Regions from separate parts of the Homo sapiens genome. Here region 2 is linked to region 1. A link is a loop called in an ENCODE intact Hi-C map of the cell type or tissue named here. Cell type or tissue: Calu3. All regions are shown on one strand. Each heading gives the region's core, and the rest is flanking DNA. Links, peaks and the distances in the headings are about the cores only.

The links. Peaks named below come from ENCODE experiments on the same cell type or tissue, not always from the same donor. Only the 100,000 strongest peaks of a DNase experiment are listed, where the experiment ranks them.
Region 2: a loop joins it to region 1, with 9 times the contacts of the local background. A loop is called at or near these places in 4 of 110 quality-filtered maps.

Annotation. Positions count from the first base shown.
Region 1 is chrX:116,201,729-116,210,074 of GRCh38, forward strand. No RefSeq gene overlaps it. Among named protein-coding and RNA genes, the nearest start is that of AGTR2, 35 kb to the left of the region's middle. In Calu3, for the core only: a CTCF peak has its summit at 3,403 (motif pointing right); no DNase peak of the experiment used is centred there.
Region 2 is chrX:116,404,485-116,412,830 of GRCh38, forward strand. No RefSeq gene overlaps it. Among named protein-coding and RNA genes, the nearest start is that of SLC6A14, 28 kb to the right of the region's middle. In Calu3, for the core only: no CTCF peak of the experiment used is centred there; no DNase peak of the experiment used is centred there.

The sequences.
Region 1 (8,346 bases), core at 283-8,282:
GTAAGACTGGTTTTATGTTTTATGTTCATAAATTTCCTCAGGTTTTGTTTGCCTGGGAAGGTCTTTATTTCTCCTTTATGCTGAAAAACTATTTTCACCAAGTATACTATTCTCGGATAAAAGGTTTTTTTCCTTCAGTGCTTCAAATATGTCAGCCACTTTCTCCTGGCCCATAAATTTTCCACTGAAAAGTCTGCTGCCAGACATTGGAGCTCCAATTTGTGTTATTTTTTCCTTTTCTCTTGCTGAAGATCCTTTTTTAATCCTTGACCTTTGTGAATTTTATTATTAAATGCCTTAAGGTACTCTTCTTTGGGTTAAAACTGCTCAGTGTTCCATAACTTTCTTATACTTGGATATTGATATTTTCCTCTAAGTTTGCAAAATTCTCCGATATTATTCCTCTGTGTATACTTTCTACTCCTCTCTTTCTCTGCCTCCTCTTTAAGGCCAATAACTCTTAGATTTGCCATATTGAGGGTATTTTCTTGACTTTGTAGGCATGCTTCATTCTTTGTATTCTTTTTCACCTCCTCTTACTATGTGTTTTCAAATAGCCTTCTTCAATGTGTCAATTCCATTTTTAACTCTATATTTTCTACCTGATTATTTTTAATTATTTTGATCTCTTTGTAAATTTAACTGGTAGAATTCTGAATTGCCTCTCTGTGTTATCTTGAATTTCTCTGAGTTTCCTCAAAATAGCTATTTTGTATTCTTTTACTGATAGGTCATACATTTCTATTTCTCCAGAATTGGTCCTCGGTGCCTTATTTGTTCATTTGGTGAGGTCATGTTTTCTTGGATGGTGTTGATGCTTGTAGATGTTCATCAGTGTCTGGGTATTGAAGAGTTAGGTATTTATTGTAGTCTTCAACATTTGGGCTAGTTTGTGCCTGTTCTTCTTGTGAAGACTTTCCAGGCAATCAAAGACACTAGGGATCCGTGTCCAATAACACTGTGGTTTTTGCAGACTCGTAGAGGTACCACTTTGGTGGTCTTGTATAAGATTCAGAAGAATTCTCTGGATTACCAGGCAGTGATTCTTATTCTTTTTTCTTACTTTCTCCCAAGGAAACAGTCTTCCCCTCTGTGCTGAACCATCTGGAACTGGAGGTATAGTGATGCAAGATACCTGTGGCCATCAGCTGGGACTTTGCTGGGCCAGACCTGAAGCTAGAACAACACTGTTTCTTGCACAAGGCCCTTCCTTTCATGGTGGTGAGTTTCCCCAGCCCACAGTCATGGCCAGAGATGCTGTCTGGGAGCCAGAAATTGTAGTAGAAAAACCTTAGAAATTTACTCTATGTTCTATTCTACTACAGTTAAGCTGGCACTGAAACCACAATACAAAGTCCTTCCTACTCTTTTCTCCCCTTTCCAAAGGCATAGTAGCCTCTTTCTGTGGCCACCACCATCACTCATCCACAGATTGTTGTGCCAGGCCTCCACTGGTATTCACTAAAATCCCCAAAGCCCTTCTGTCAGCTTGTGGTGAGTGCTGCCAGTCCTTGGACTCAACCTGTAAGCAAATGAGCTCCTGCATAGCCCAGGTCATGTCCAGAAATGCTGCCCAAGTGCCTATCCCTGGACTTGAGTACCCCAGGATCCTGCTTGCTGTTCTTCCCCACTGTGGCTCAGCTGGTACCTAAGGTATAAGACAAAGTCCCCTTTACTTTTCCTTATTTTTCTCAAACAGAAGTCTTTCACTGTCACCACCAGATTTGGGAATGTGGATGGTAACACCTGAAGCCAGCACATCTAAAGCCCAAGGCCCATGTCATATACCCTGGGTTTTGCTACTGGTTGTACAAGTCCCAAGGGCTCCTTGGTCATCAGGTAATAAATCCTGCCAGGACTGTGTCCTTTTCTTTAGGGGAGTAAGTTCCCTTTTGGCCCAGGATTTGTCTAGAAATGTCTGTGATCTAGGGCCTGGAATGTGTCCTCAAAACTCTGCTTGGTGACTTATCCTATTGTGGCTGAGCTGGTATTTAACATGCAAGACAAAGTCCTCTTTACTCTTCACTCCCCTCTCCCTAATCAGAAGGATGGAGTCACTTTCATTGCTGTGTGCTTTACTGCCTGGTTTGGGGGGAAGAATGGCTCAAACAATCCCTTATCCATACCAGCTGGTATGTCCCTAGATCATGGGCCACTCTAGTTCATTGGCTCTAGGCCTAGCTTAGCACTAGGAGTTGCTTACATATTGCAGTCCTTGTGTCCTAGACTATCTTTCAAGTTTAACTAGGGCCACAGAGCACTTCAGCCTGTAGTGGCAAGGCTTGCCAAGAAACTTAAGTTCTGGCCACAAGCATGGGCTATTCCCCACTGGCTAGGTCTGGTCCAAATGTTCCCTTCATGCATGGGCCCTGGCTGAGTCTGGCATGGCTTTATTCTTCACTGTGACTGGGCAGCACTGAGTCCTATGTAAAATCCCCCAGTTGCTGCACTCTCCCTCCCCAAAGCGCATAGATTCTCTCTTCCTGCCACATGGCCACTTCTAAGGGATTGCAATGCCATTGGCAATTCAACCATCTCTCCTGCCCTCCTCAATGTCTCTTTTAGTAATATAAAGTTAAAACCAGGTACTGTGATTGCTCACTTAATTTTTGATTCCTGTGACAGTGCTTTCTTGTGTGTTGATAGTTGTAAAAATTTAGTTTTACAGTGGAAGGTACGAATGATATAGGCTTCTATTCTGCCATCTTGCTTTACTCTCATAATTATACTTTTAATATAGTCTAACAGTAGATGCTAACATGATGATGGAGACATCAGCTAGATGCCAGAATGGAAAGTCCCAGTCATCATTCCTTTAGAGATACTGACTTAACAACAATATATACAATAACTGTATCCCAGGTTAACACAAAGCCTAGAAATGTTGAGACAGGTAACAAGAATCATTTTGCTTTACCATAATTGTTTCTCCCCAAGGTGACATACCTCAACTTAACTCCTGACTTTCTTTTCCTCTGGAGGCAGACGTCGTGAGAAAAGTGGAACATGCATTCAATATTCTGACTTTTGTGGGACTACCCAATATACTTTTTTTTCTTGCATGACTTGGAGTGCTAATGGAAATGTCATGATTTGGATGGCTAGGAGTCATTAACAGAAAGGGAGCATGGAAGTAATTCTCTCTAGCACCAGAGGTTCTGCAATACTGTAGACAGAGGCTGTCAGAGCTTGGCACAATTATAAAAATGTTTCTTAGCCATGGCATTCCCCACAAGGAGAGAGAAGAGTGAAGCATGCATCCCGAGTTCCAGCTTTTTTGAGAGAAGCCTAAAGGACTGGTATCTGTCTCACTATATTTGGGGCACAGATGTGGAACTTGCATACCTTGGATGTCTGGGTTCCACTTAGAACAAAGGAAAGTAGTGTCGCAGTAACTGTAGTGTTAGATACAGACACCAGAGGGAGCTAGAGATTTATAAACAGTGAAAAAAGAAATCAGGAAGCCTCTCTAATTGGGAAATTACACGCAAAAACCCAGAAAAATTGTATCCCTCCAAAAGGTTTCATAGGCACTCAGAATCTCTAGCCAGGTGATTGGTGAAGATATTCTCCTGTATTAAGCCAGTCTGTAGATACCAAAAGATGATTTTTTAACAAATGCACAAAATTCAGGAAAAAATTATAAGGCACATTAAAAATGGAAGTATGCCTCAGGGAAAGGAAACAATAAATCACTAGATATCCCCCCCCAATGGAGAACTATGGATTACCTGAAAATATTCAAAATAATTGTCTTAAAGTAGTTCAATGATCTATATGATAACACAGGTAGACAATAAAAGAAAATTGGGAAAACAATGAATGTACAAAATGAGAATATCAAAAGACGTAAACTATAAAAAAGAATCATAGAAATTCTGAAGCTGAAGAATGCAATAACTGGATTAAAAAATTTACTATAAAGGCTCAACATCAGACTTGATCAAGCATAAGAAAGAATCAGTAAACTTGAGGATCAGTCAATTTTGATTATCTAGTCAGAACAGAAAAAAAAAGAATGAATACAAATAGAAAAAGCCTAAGGGTCTTACAGGTCACACCATCAAGCATACCAATATATGCATGAATGAATTCAGTAAGTCTTAGGTTACAAAGTCAATGTAAACAAATCAGTAACACTGCTACATACAACCACCAACAAAACTGCAAATCAAATCAACAACTCAGCCAGGTGCGTTGGCTCACACCTATAATCTCAGTACTTTGGGAGGCCAAGGCGGATGGATCAAGAGGTCAGGAGATCAAGACCATCCTGGCTAACACGGTGAAAGCCTGTCTCTACTAAAAATACAAAAAATTAGCCAGGCGTGGTGGTGGGTGCCTGTAGTCCCAGCTACTCAGGAGGCTGAGGCAGGAGAATTGCTTGAACCCGGGAGGCAGAGGTTGCAGTGAGTCAAGATCACGCCATTGCACTCCAGCCTGTGCGGCAGAGGGAGACTCCGTCTCAAAAAAAAAAAAAAAAACCACTCAATCCTTTTCTCAATAGCTACAAAAAAATAAAATACCTAGGAATACACTTGACCATGGTGGTGAAAGATCTCCACAAGGACAACTACAAAACAATGTTGAAAAAAATAATAGATTACACAAACAGTTGGAAATACATCCCATGCTCATGAATTGGAAGAATCAATATGATGAAAATGACCATATTGCACCAAGCAATCTACAGATTCAATGCAATTCCCATCAAAATACCAACATCATTTTACTCATTTTACACAGAATTAGAAAAAAAAATCTAAAATTTATATGTAAGCAAAAAAGAGCCTGAATAGCCAAAGCGATCTTAAGCAAAAAGAATCAATCTGGAGGCATCATATTACCCAAGTTCAAATTATACTACAAGAGTATAGTAACCAAAACAGCATGGTTCTGCTGTAAAAGTAAATCCATAGACCCATGGAAAAGGACAGAGAACCCAGGAATAAAGCCAAATACTTACAACCAAATGATATTTCACAAAGCATACAAAAATATAAATTAGGGAAAGGACACCCTACTCAATAAACGGTGCTAGGAAAATTGGATAACCACATGTAGAAGAATGAAACTGAATCCCTCAACTCACCATATATGAAAATTAACTCAAGATGGATCAAAGAGTTAAATGTAAGACCTGAAACAAAAAAAAAAATCCAGAAGAAAACCTAGGAAACACTCTTCTGAACATTGCCCTATGCAAAGAATTTATGATGAAGACCCCAAAAGCAAATGCAACAAAAACAAATACAAGTAAATTGGACCTAATTAAACTAAAAAGCTTCTGCACATCAATATAAAAGATCATTAGAGTAAACAGACAACCCACAGAGTGGGACAAAATATTTGCAAATTATACATCTGACAGAATACTAGTATCCTGAACCTGCAAGGAGCTCAAACAAATCAGCAAGGAAAAAAAAAACAAAACAAAATAATGTCATTAAAAAGTGGGCAAAAAGCATGAGTAGACTTTTCTCAAAAGAAGATGTACAAATGGCCAAATGACATATGAAAAAAATGATTAACATCACTAATCATCAGAGAAATGCAAATTGAAACTACAATGAGATACCACCTTACCCCAACCAGAATGGCCATTATTAAAAAGTCAAAAAACAATAGATGTTGGCATGAATGTAGCGAAAACAAAATACTTATACACTGTTCGTGGGAATGTAAATTAGTACCACCTCTAGGGAAAACAATATGGAGACTTCTCAAAGAACAAAAAGTAGATCTACATTCAAACAAGCAATCCCACTACTTCATATATGCCCAAAGAAAAAGAAGTCATATCACAAAGACACCAGCATTTATATGTTTATCACAGTACAATTTACAATTGCAAAGATATAGAATCAACCTCAGTGCCCATCAACTGATAAGTGAATAAAGAAAATGTATATACACCATGAAGTATTACTCAGCCAGAAAAAAAGAGTGAAACAGTGTCTTTTGCAGCAATTTGGATAGAACTGGAGGCCTTTATTCTAAGTGAAGTAACTCAGAAATGGAAAATCAAATTCTGCATGTTCTCACTTGAAAATGGGAGCTAAGTTATGGGTATGGAAAATCATACAGAGTGATATAATGGAGACTGGATAATCAGAAGTTGGGAGGATGGGAGGAGGGTGAGGGATGAAAAACTACTTATTGGGTACAATGTATAATACTAAGGTAATGACAGGTGCACTAAAATCTGACTTCACCACTCTATAATTCATCAGTCTAACCAAAAACCCCTCATAATCCTAAATCTATAAAATGTCTAGAATAGAATTTTAATGTTCTTGCCACAAAAAAGTGAAAAATTAGTGAGATGGAAAGATTACTTTGAATCGTTCTATAATGTGTACACAGATCAAAACGTCATATTGTACTACATAAATATACATAATTATTATTTGCCAATTATAAATAAATGAATACAATTGAAAAATGCTAAAAAAAAAGAAAATTTCTGACCAATATTTCTGATACCAAAAATCTCCTCAAAATGTTAGCAAATTGAATTCAACAGAAATTTTAAAGATTACATACTGCGATTGAATGGGATTTACCTCTGGAATACATGGATTTATTATTATGATTATTATACTTTAAGTTCTAGGATACATGTGCAACACAACGTGGAGGTTTGTTACATAGGTATACATGTGCCATGTTTGTTTGCTGCACCCATCAACTCGTCATTTACATTATGCATTTCTCCTAATGCTATGCCTCTCCTAGCCCCCCACCCCCCTACAGGCCTCGGTGTGTGATATTCTCCACCCTGTGTCCATGTGTTCTCATTGTTCTGCTCCCAGCTATGAGTGAGAACATGTGGTGTTTGGTTTTTGGTCCTTGTGATAGTTTGCTGAGAATGATGGTTACTGGTTAGTACTTGGATGGGAGGCATGGATGTTTTAACATAAGAAAATCAATCAAAGTACTGACCACATTCATGAGATTAAAAAAAAATGATCATCTTAATTGATGCCGAGAAAGCATTCAACAAAATTCAACACTCTTTCATGATTTTAAAAAACAGAACCAGCTAGGAATAGAAGAAAATTACCTAAACATAATAATGATCATATGCAAAAAGTCCACAGTTAACATCATACTCAGTGGTGAAAAACTGAAAGCTTTTTCTCCAAGTTGAGGAAAAAGGCAATGATGCCTTCTCTTACCATTCCATTCATCATCATACTAGAAGCCATAGCCAGAGTAATTACGCAGCAAATAGACATAAAAGGCATAAAAATTTAAATGACAGAAATAAGATTATCTGTTTTGCATATGATACACTCTTATATGTAGAAACCTTAAATATTCCACAAAATACTCTGTTAGAACTAATAAACAAATTCAGCAAAGTTGCAGGAACAAAATCAACATTGAAAAATTAATTATGTTTCTCTATAGTAACAATAAGCAATCCAAATAGAAAATTCAGAAAATAATTTCACCTACAATAGCATCAAAAAAACACCTGTATGTAGAAATAAACTTAACTAAGAAGCAAAAGACTTATACACCAAAAACTACAAAACATTGCTGAAAGAATTTACAGAAGGCACAAATAAATAAAAATACATCCTGTATTCATGGATTAGATAACTTAATATTGTTAAAATGTCCATCTTACCTATAGCAATCTACAGATTCAATGCAATACTTGTAAAATCACGATGGCATTTCCTTTTGCAGAAATAGATAAAAAGTCATCCTAAAATTCGTATGCATTCTCAGATGACTTAAAATAACCAAAGCAATCTTGGGAAAAAAGAACAAAGCCAGAGCTGAGATTACACACTTCCTTATTTCAAAACATATTACAAAGTTACACTAATCAAGAGTGTGTTACTGGCCTAAAGACAGACATAAAAATTCATGCTACAGCATAGAAAGACCAGAAATAAACTCACACATATATGGGCAACTGATCTTCAACAGGAATGCCAATACCCAATGGGGAAAGGATAGTCTCTTCAACAAATAGCATTGGGAAAGCTATATCCACATTCAAAAGAATAAAATTTGACCCTCTTCTTACATTATATAAAAAATGAACTCAAAATCGATTAAAGACCTAAGTATAAGACCTGAAACTGTAAGACTAGAAAAAAAAAATTTAGGAAAAGATTTAAGACATTGGAATGGGCAATGACTTCAATGTGACAACAAAAGCAGAATAACAAAAACAAAAATAGACAAATAGAAATAACTCTCACTTAAAAACTTCTATGCAGAAAAAGAAACAAGTAAAAAGACAACCTACAGAATGGAAGTAAATGTTTGCCAACTGTGTATTGTATTAGGCGTTAATAATGAAAGTATAAAAAGAATTCTCAT
Region 2 (8,346 bases), core at 197-8,196, 200 kb after region 1:
ACTATCCTCACTCATATTAGATGATCATACCTTCTATTTTTCGCAAAAGATTGAGGCAATCTGATGTAAAATTTTTCAGTATATCTCTTTCATGATCCCATTGCTTCTTTACATTTCCTCTATTAACAACTATTTTAGGTCTTTAAATCTCCTCTTTCCCACCCAACTCAAAAGAAAAATGAGCCCCTTTCTTTCCAAAGTTAGTTCCTCTATCTTTACCCTTATTCACTCTTACTTCCTTTAGGATCATGCTCCTCTCTCTCTGGAATGTTCAATTTCTTCATCTGTATTGGTGTCTTCTTCTTTATGTATAGTTCTAATCAATGATTGCTCATCCTAAAACAACATCAAATGAAGCAAAACAAAACGCTGATAAGGCATTACTAGTCCCTGAAGCTGCCACCCATCTTCTTATACAATAATGCCAATAACAACAATCATTTCTGATAAGAGCTCCTGATGCTGAGCTAAGTGCTTTAAACATTGCTTCATTTCAGCCTCACCAACACCTCCTGTGGAGTGGAGTGTTTTTGTCCCATTTTACAGATGAGGAAACTGAGGTTTTGGTTTAATATTTGTTCTACTTCCTAGTAGTCTATTTATTCCTCAGCTTCTTCTAATCTTAATTCTACTCTACCCATTCTAATGAAGCAGCTTTGTCAATGATTTACTAATTTCAAATTCAACAGGCTTATCCAGTTATCAATTTCACTGCTGCATTTGCTTTTTATTTGATGCTGTCTACTGAGACCTTTGATGTGGGCATTCCTGTGGGCATTCCTGAGGGCTTTGTCTTTGGTCCTTTTCTCTTCTTACACTTTCACAGTTATTAATTAATGTCACTGATCTAAGTGATTATAACCTGTATGTCTCTATCCTAGACCTCTCTTTTGAGCTCTAGCTCCATGTATTCCATTATCTAGTAGACATTTCTACCTACATATACCACAGATACCACAAACACAAACAAGTCAAAACTAAACAAACCTCTCCTCTTCAACTTCCCCTTCTTTATCCAAAAAAGTCTCTCCTCCTTTTGATTTCCTTTGGGCCAGTCTCCTAGTTTGCCTCTCCACCTCTAGGTGTACTTGCCCAGGGACACAGGTGTGAGAAGAACCTTCTTAAAGCTTATCTCTGATTATTTCACCCCTCCTGTTTAAAATCCTTTCATGTATTTGCATTCCAATCCAAACAAACTAAAACTCCTTATGTGTTCCAGGACATTCACAATTTGTCTATTTTACATTGTTTATACTCTCAGTTCCTGGTTTTCAAACCTGAATTTATATAAGAGCCAACTGAGATCTTATAAAATATTGATATTTGGGGTTCACCACAAACCAAATAAATTGGAGTCTCTGGGTTGGGATTGGCACCTGTAGTTTCAAACACTTTTCAGGTGATTCTAATGTGTAGCTGGGCTTGAGGACTTCTCTAAGCCAACTGCACTATGTTTTTTTTCTGCATTTGGCCCATGCCTCTTGTTTCTCTACACTTGCTTATACTTTCTCTTTGACAGATACCCTCTGTGGCCACAGTCAACATTTTTTGAGGTATAATTAACAGAGTAACATGAAAACATTTTAAGTGTTCAGTTTGACAAATTTTAAAAATTATTTACACCCATATAACCACCACACAAAATAAGACCATTTTATCCCTGCAGGAATTTCACTTGTGCCCTTTTCCAATTGGTTTTCCTCCCTCCCAGCAACCACTTTTGGGCTTCTAACAATAAAGATTTTGCCTGTTCTTATACTTCATAAAATTGCAACCATATTGTGTGTACTATTCTTTGTTTGATTTCTTTCAGTAAAATGCCTGAGATGTATCTTTGTTATTGTACATACAGCAGTTGATTATTTCTGAGTAGTATTCAATTGTGTGAATATACCACAGTTTTTGTATTCATTTTTTGATTGAAGGACAACATTAGGCTGTTTTGATACATTCACTATTTGAAGCTGTATAAATTCCTCAAGGCCCACTCCAAATGCTAATTTTGTCATGAAGTCTTTTCTCATTTCCCAGTTATAAGTGATCTCTCTTTACCGTGACCTCCCATAGCATTTTGTGCCTGTCCCAGACAGTGCAGAATGTATAAGAATCAGATAGAGCTGTGTTTAAAATATGTCTCTATCACAAACTGGCTGATCATATATAACTCAGTGTATTTTTTTTTTTTTTTTTTACTGCTACAGTAACACATTGCTACAAATTTACTGACTTAAAAATAACACTAATTTATAATCTTACAGTTCTGGAGGTCACAAGTCTGACACGAGTCTTGCTGGGCTAAAATCAAGGTGTCAGGAGGGCTGCATTCCTTTTTGTATGCTCTGTGGAAGTATATGTTCCCTTTCCTTTTTCAGCTCTTAGAGACTGTCCATTTTTCTTGGCTTGGACTCTCCTTTCTTTTCTCACATTGTATCACTCTGAACTTTTTCTCTGCCTCCCTCTTCCACTTTTGAAAACAATTGATTATTATTGCATATACTTGTGGGGTACAATGTGATGTTTATATACATACATTGTGGAATGATAAATCAAGCTAATTAATATATCATTGCCTCACATGCTGATCATTTTTTTGTGGTGAGAACATTGAAAAATCACTCTTTTAGAAATTTTCAAGTACACAGTACAGTATTGTTGACTGTAGTCACCATACTGTACAATAGAGCACCAGAATGTATTCCTCCTAACTGAAACTTTGTACTCTCTGATTAACTCTAGCCATTTCTTCCCTGCCCCACTGCCCCAAATCCATGATAACTACCATTCTACTCTCTGCATTGTTTGACTTTTTTAGATTCCACATGTAAGTGAGATTATGCAGTATTTGTCTTTCTGTACCCGGCTTATTTCACTCAGTATTATGTCCTCCAGGTTCATCTATGTTGTCACAAAAGACAGGATTTCCTTCTTTGTTAAGTTGAATAGTATTCTATTGTGTACATGTATCACTTTTTTTATCCATTCATCCATTGATGAACATTTAGCTTGTGATTACATTAGGCCCGTTTATATAATCCAGGACTGGCAACCTTAATTCCCTCTGTAATCCTTAATAGCCCTTTGCGACGTAACATATCATATTCACAGGTACCAGAGGTTAAAATGCAGATGGATATCTTTGGGAAGGTAGCATTATTCTGTCTACCATATTCAGTTAAATCCTGGGTTTGTTTCCTTATCTAGAAAATGAGATGAATGCTGCCTACTTTATAGGATTGTAGTGAGGATAAAATTAAATCAGCTAACATATGTAAATTGCCTAGCACAGTTCTTGGAAAAACACAGCAGTGTTATTGATTGAACAAATATTTGAGACCCTACTTTGAGCTAGGCACTACTGTTTGTGCAGGTAATGCAATAATAAAACAGACCAAATATCTGCTTTATGTAGTTGACATTTTAGTTGGCTGAGACAGGTAATAGCCAATTAAATAGCAAATATATAGAATTTTAGAAAGTGAAGTGATGTGGAGAAAAATAAAGCAGAGTACAGGGATAGAAAGAGATAGATGTTATTTTATATCAGAGGATCATAGACAGCCTCTCTGATAAGGTGATATTTGAACAAAGTCCTAAAGTAGGTGAGGCAGTGAGCCACAGTGATATCTGGATATCTGAAGAGTGAATGTTATAGGCAAAGGGAACAGCAAGTACAAAGATCCAGAAGTGGAGCAGGTCATCCCAGTGGGCTGTATTGGGGTCCTGAAGGAGGTGAAAGGTAGGAGGTGAGGACAAAGAAATAGTGGAAATTATTATGATTATTCTATTGTCTTCTGCCTTACCACTTTGTAGGGTGCTTTGAGGGCATGAACTTTATCTTTTTTGTGATGAGAACTGTAAAAATTTACTCTCAGCAATATTGAAATGTAACAATATTCAGTTATAAAGTATATTCAGCACGTTATCAATCTTTAAAATAAAATCAAACATTCCTGTCTTTTTGGTGTTGCATGCCTCTCAGCTTAGCACAATGCCCAACACATGGTAACTGTTCAAGGTAACTTTGTTATATGGACTGTTATTATACATACTACCTACATAAGTCATGTTTAAATAAGTCACTTGGTTCTCCTATTCCTTTATTAACCTTAATTATGTTTAGTCATATATCATAGAAAGAAAATGTTCTCCCACCCAGCTGTATAACCCACTACTCTCCATTTTGGTGAATGACTTTGCATAGGAAAAACCACCTTTTCTTTCCACTTGTAGATTCCTGGAGGTTGTCTGAGCCTGAATGACTGAGTATATTTAAATTTCTTGCCAAAGAGTAGCCTCAGGCTGTGTTAGTTGCTTTACCTATTTATTCAAAGGGTCCCAGATGAAGACAGAATATTTATTAATCAGTTTTGTCTGTGCCTCAGAGTCACATGCTCCAGCCCTTTGCATTATTTCATTAGTTATCTTGTTCTCTGCATAACATTTTCAGAAATTTCTAGGAAGCCGGGAGCATTTTCAGAATTTTCTGGGCAGACTTGGAAGTATTGGAAATTTTAACTTTACATCAGCCCTGCCAGAACTTGTCTATAGCTAGAGTTGTCAGTCAAAACACAAGATACCTTGTTAAATGTGAATTTAGTATAAATAAAAATAATTTCTAATGTAAACATACCCCGAATATTATATTCAACATATTTATACTAACAAGAGTTTATTTGAAAATTTACCTGACAACGTTATCTGTAAATTGAATTCCTGAAACTTCTGCATCTACCTTGGGACTACTATAACTGTGACTACTTCAGATCTAGTCCTAGAATTGCCCATATTTACTATTTCCATGTTTTCTAATTCATACTCTTATCAACTAACTCGTCAGGCTTTGTTGCTACCATAAACTGAAGTTAGTCTGGTTAATATTCTCAATGACTTCCACAGTGCAAAGTCCATTGATTCATTCTCAGCCCTCAGAAGCGTTTGCTCAGTTGATCACTCCTTTCTCCTTGTTGCACTATATTCCCTTGGTTATATAACACCACCCCCTCCTGGTTTTATTTCTATATAGTAGGTTGCTCCATGTTCATTTCCTTTGCTGGCTCCTTCTCATCTATCCTACCTGTCAACATTGAAGGGATACCATATTTCTCAGCAGCTCAGTCCTCATATCTCTGATCTCTGTTCTCACTCTCCTGTTGATCTTATCCTCTATCACAGTTTTAAATTTCATTTATATGTTAATGAAATGTTGACAACTTCAAATTTATATCTTTATCCCAGACTTCTCCACAGAGCTCCAAATTCACATGTACAATGCCTACTCAAAACCTCCACTTGAATGTATAATAGGCATCTCAAAGTAAACACATCAAAAATGAAACTCCTGTTCGTCTACCTTGCCTCACATAGCCCCACTCCTCCCACAGTTTTTGCCATCTCAATTATTGGGGAGCTCCATCTTTCTAGTCTTTAAGCTTTGGCTCATTTATTTCACTCTTATTTCACAACTAATACCTTATAAATCACATGGACATTTTCCTTAAGATTTATCCAGATTCTGACTACTTCTCACTGTCTCCACTGTTACCTTCTTGGTCCACCAGCTGTTGGCTAAATTATTATAATAGCTTTGATATGGTTTGGCTGTGTCCCCACACAAATCTCATCTTGAATTGTAGCACCTATAATTTCCATGTATTATTGGAGGGACCCAGTGGAATATAATTGAATCATGCTGTTCTCATGGTAGTGAATAAGTCTCATGAGATCTGATGGTTTTAAAAGAGATTTCCCCTTCCACTTGGCCCTCATTCTCTCTTGCCTGCTACCATGTAAAACATGGCTTTGCTTCTCCTTTTCCTTCTGTCATGATTGAGAGGCCTCCCCAGCCATGTGGAACTGTGAAGTCCATTAAAACTTTTTCTTTTATAAGTTTCCTAGTCTTGGGTGTGTCTTTATTAGTAGCATGGGAACAGACTAATACAGTAATTTGGTACCAGTAGAGTGGGATGCTGCTGTAAAGATACCCAAAAATGTGGAAGCGACTTTGGAACTGGATAACGGGCAGAGATTGGAACAATTTGGAGGGCTCAGAAGAAGACAGGAAAATGTGGGAAAGTTTGGAACTTCCTAGATACTTGTTAAATGGCTTTGACCAAAATGCTAATGATATGGACAATGAAATCCAGGCTTGGGTGGTCTCAGATGGAGATGAGGAACTTGTTGGGAACTGGAATAAAGGTGACTCTTGCTATGTTTTAGCAAAGAGATTGGCAGCATTTTGGCCCTGCCCTAAAGATTTGTGGAACTTTGAACTTGAGGGGGATAATTTAGGGTAGCTGACAGAAAAAGTTTCTATGCAGCAAAGCATTCAAGAGGTGACTTTGGTGCTGTTAAAAGCATTCAGTTTTAAAAGGGACACATAGCTTAAAAGTTTGGACATTTTGCAGCTTGATGATGTGATAGAAAAGAACAACTCGTTTTCTAACGAGAAGTTCAAGCTGGCTGCAGAAATTTGCATAAGTAATGAGGAGCCAAATGTTAATCTCCAAGACAATGGGGAAAATGTCTTCAGGGCATGTCAGAGACCTTCTAGGCAGCCCCTGCCATCACAGGCCCAGAGGCCTAGGAGGAAAAAATAATTTCCTGGGCTGGGCCCAGGGTCCCTGTGCTGTGTGCAGCCTAGGGACTTAGTGTCCCGCATCCCAGCCACTCCAACTGTGGCTAAAAGGGGCCAAGATACAGCTTGGATTGTGTATTCAGAGGGTGCAAGCCCCAAGCCTTGGCAGCTTCGTGATGTTGAGCCTGCTGGAGCACAGAAATCAATAAGTAAGGTTGGGGAACCTCTGCCTAGATTTCAGAGGATGTATGAAAACGCCTGGATGTCCAGGCAGAAATTTGCTGTAGGGGCAGGATCCTTACGGAGAACCTCTGCTATGGCAATGCAGAAGGTAAACGTGGGGTTGAAGTCCCCACACAAAGTACCCACTGGGGCACTGCCTAGTGGAGCTGTGAGAAGAGGGCCACCGTCCTCCAGACCCCAGAATGGTAGATCCACTGACAGCTTGCACTGTGTGCCTGGAAAAGCTGCAGACAGTCAATGCCAGCCCATGAAAGCAGCCGGGAGGGAGGCTGGATGCTGCAAAGCCACAGGAGCGGAACTGCTCAAGACCATGGGAACCCACCTCTTGAATCAGCATTGCATAAATGTGAGACATGGAATCAAAGGAGATAATTTTGGAGCTTTAAGATTTGACTGCCCTGCTGGATTTCAGACTTGCAAGGGGCATGTAGCTCCTATGTTTTGGCTAATTCCTCCCATTTGGAATGGCTGTATTTACCCAATGCCTGTACCCCCAGTGTATCTAGGAAGTAACTAACTTGCTTTTGATTTTACAGGCTCATAGGTGAAAGGGACTTGCCTTATCTCAGATGAGACTTTGGACTGTGAACTTTTGAGTTGATGCTGAAATGAGTTAAGACTTTGGGGAACTGTCGGGAAGGCATGGTTGGTTTTGAAATGTGAGGACATGAGATTTGGGAGGGGCCAGGGGCAGAATGATATGGTTTGGCTCAGTCCCCACCCAAATCTCATCTTAAATTGTAACTCCCACAATTCCCATGTGTTGTGGGAGGAACCTGGTGGGAGTTAATTGAATCATGGGGGTGGGTTTTTCCTGTGCTGTTCTTGTGATGGTGAATAAGCCTCATGAGATCTGATGACTTTAAAAAAGGGAGTTTGCCTGCACAAGCTCTTTTCTCTTGTCTTCCCCCATGTGAGACGTGCTTTTCACCTTCTGCCATGATTGTGAGGCCTCCCCAGCCAGGTGAAATTGTAAGTCCAATAAACTCTTTCTTTTGTAAATTGCCCAGTCTTGGGTATATCTTTATCAGCAGCATGAAAACAGATTAATACAAGGGTTGAACTAGTGATTTTAAAGGTCTCTTAGAACCCTAATTTTTTTGGCTTCTAGGAGAGTAATTCCCAACACCAATAGTACTTGAGCAGTTTTCCTGCAGACCGGAACTGTCCTTTACTCTCTAGCAAGCTTTTTGAAAAATTCAAAAAGAGAGGGTATTTATAACCTCTTCTTTACCATTTCTAAATCATCAGTTCAACATTTTGATAAGTCAACATTTATTGAGAAATTTTAAAATTGTCCAGATATTCCAATGTTGATGCTATACCTTAATATATTAGCAAAGGGTGAACTTCATATCTTTTTTAACTGACCACTTATTTTATGGGAATATTGATTTGGGTTGTTTGATAAAAATGTGAGTGGTCTCATCCTACAGAAGCAGATATCAAGTGTTATTTTATTTTATTTTATATTATTTGAGACAGAGTCATGATCTGTCACCAGGCTGGAGTGCAGTGGCACGATCTCA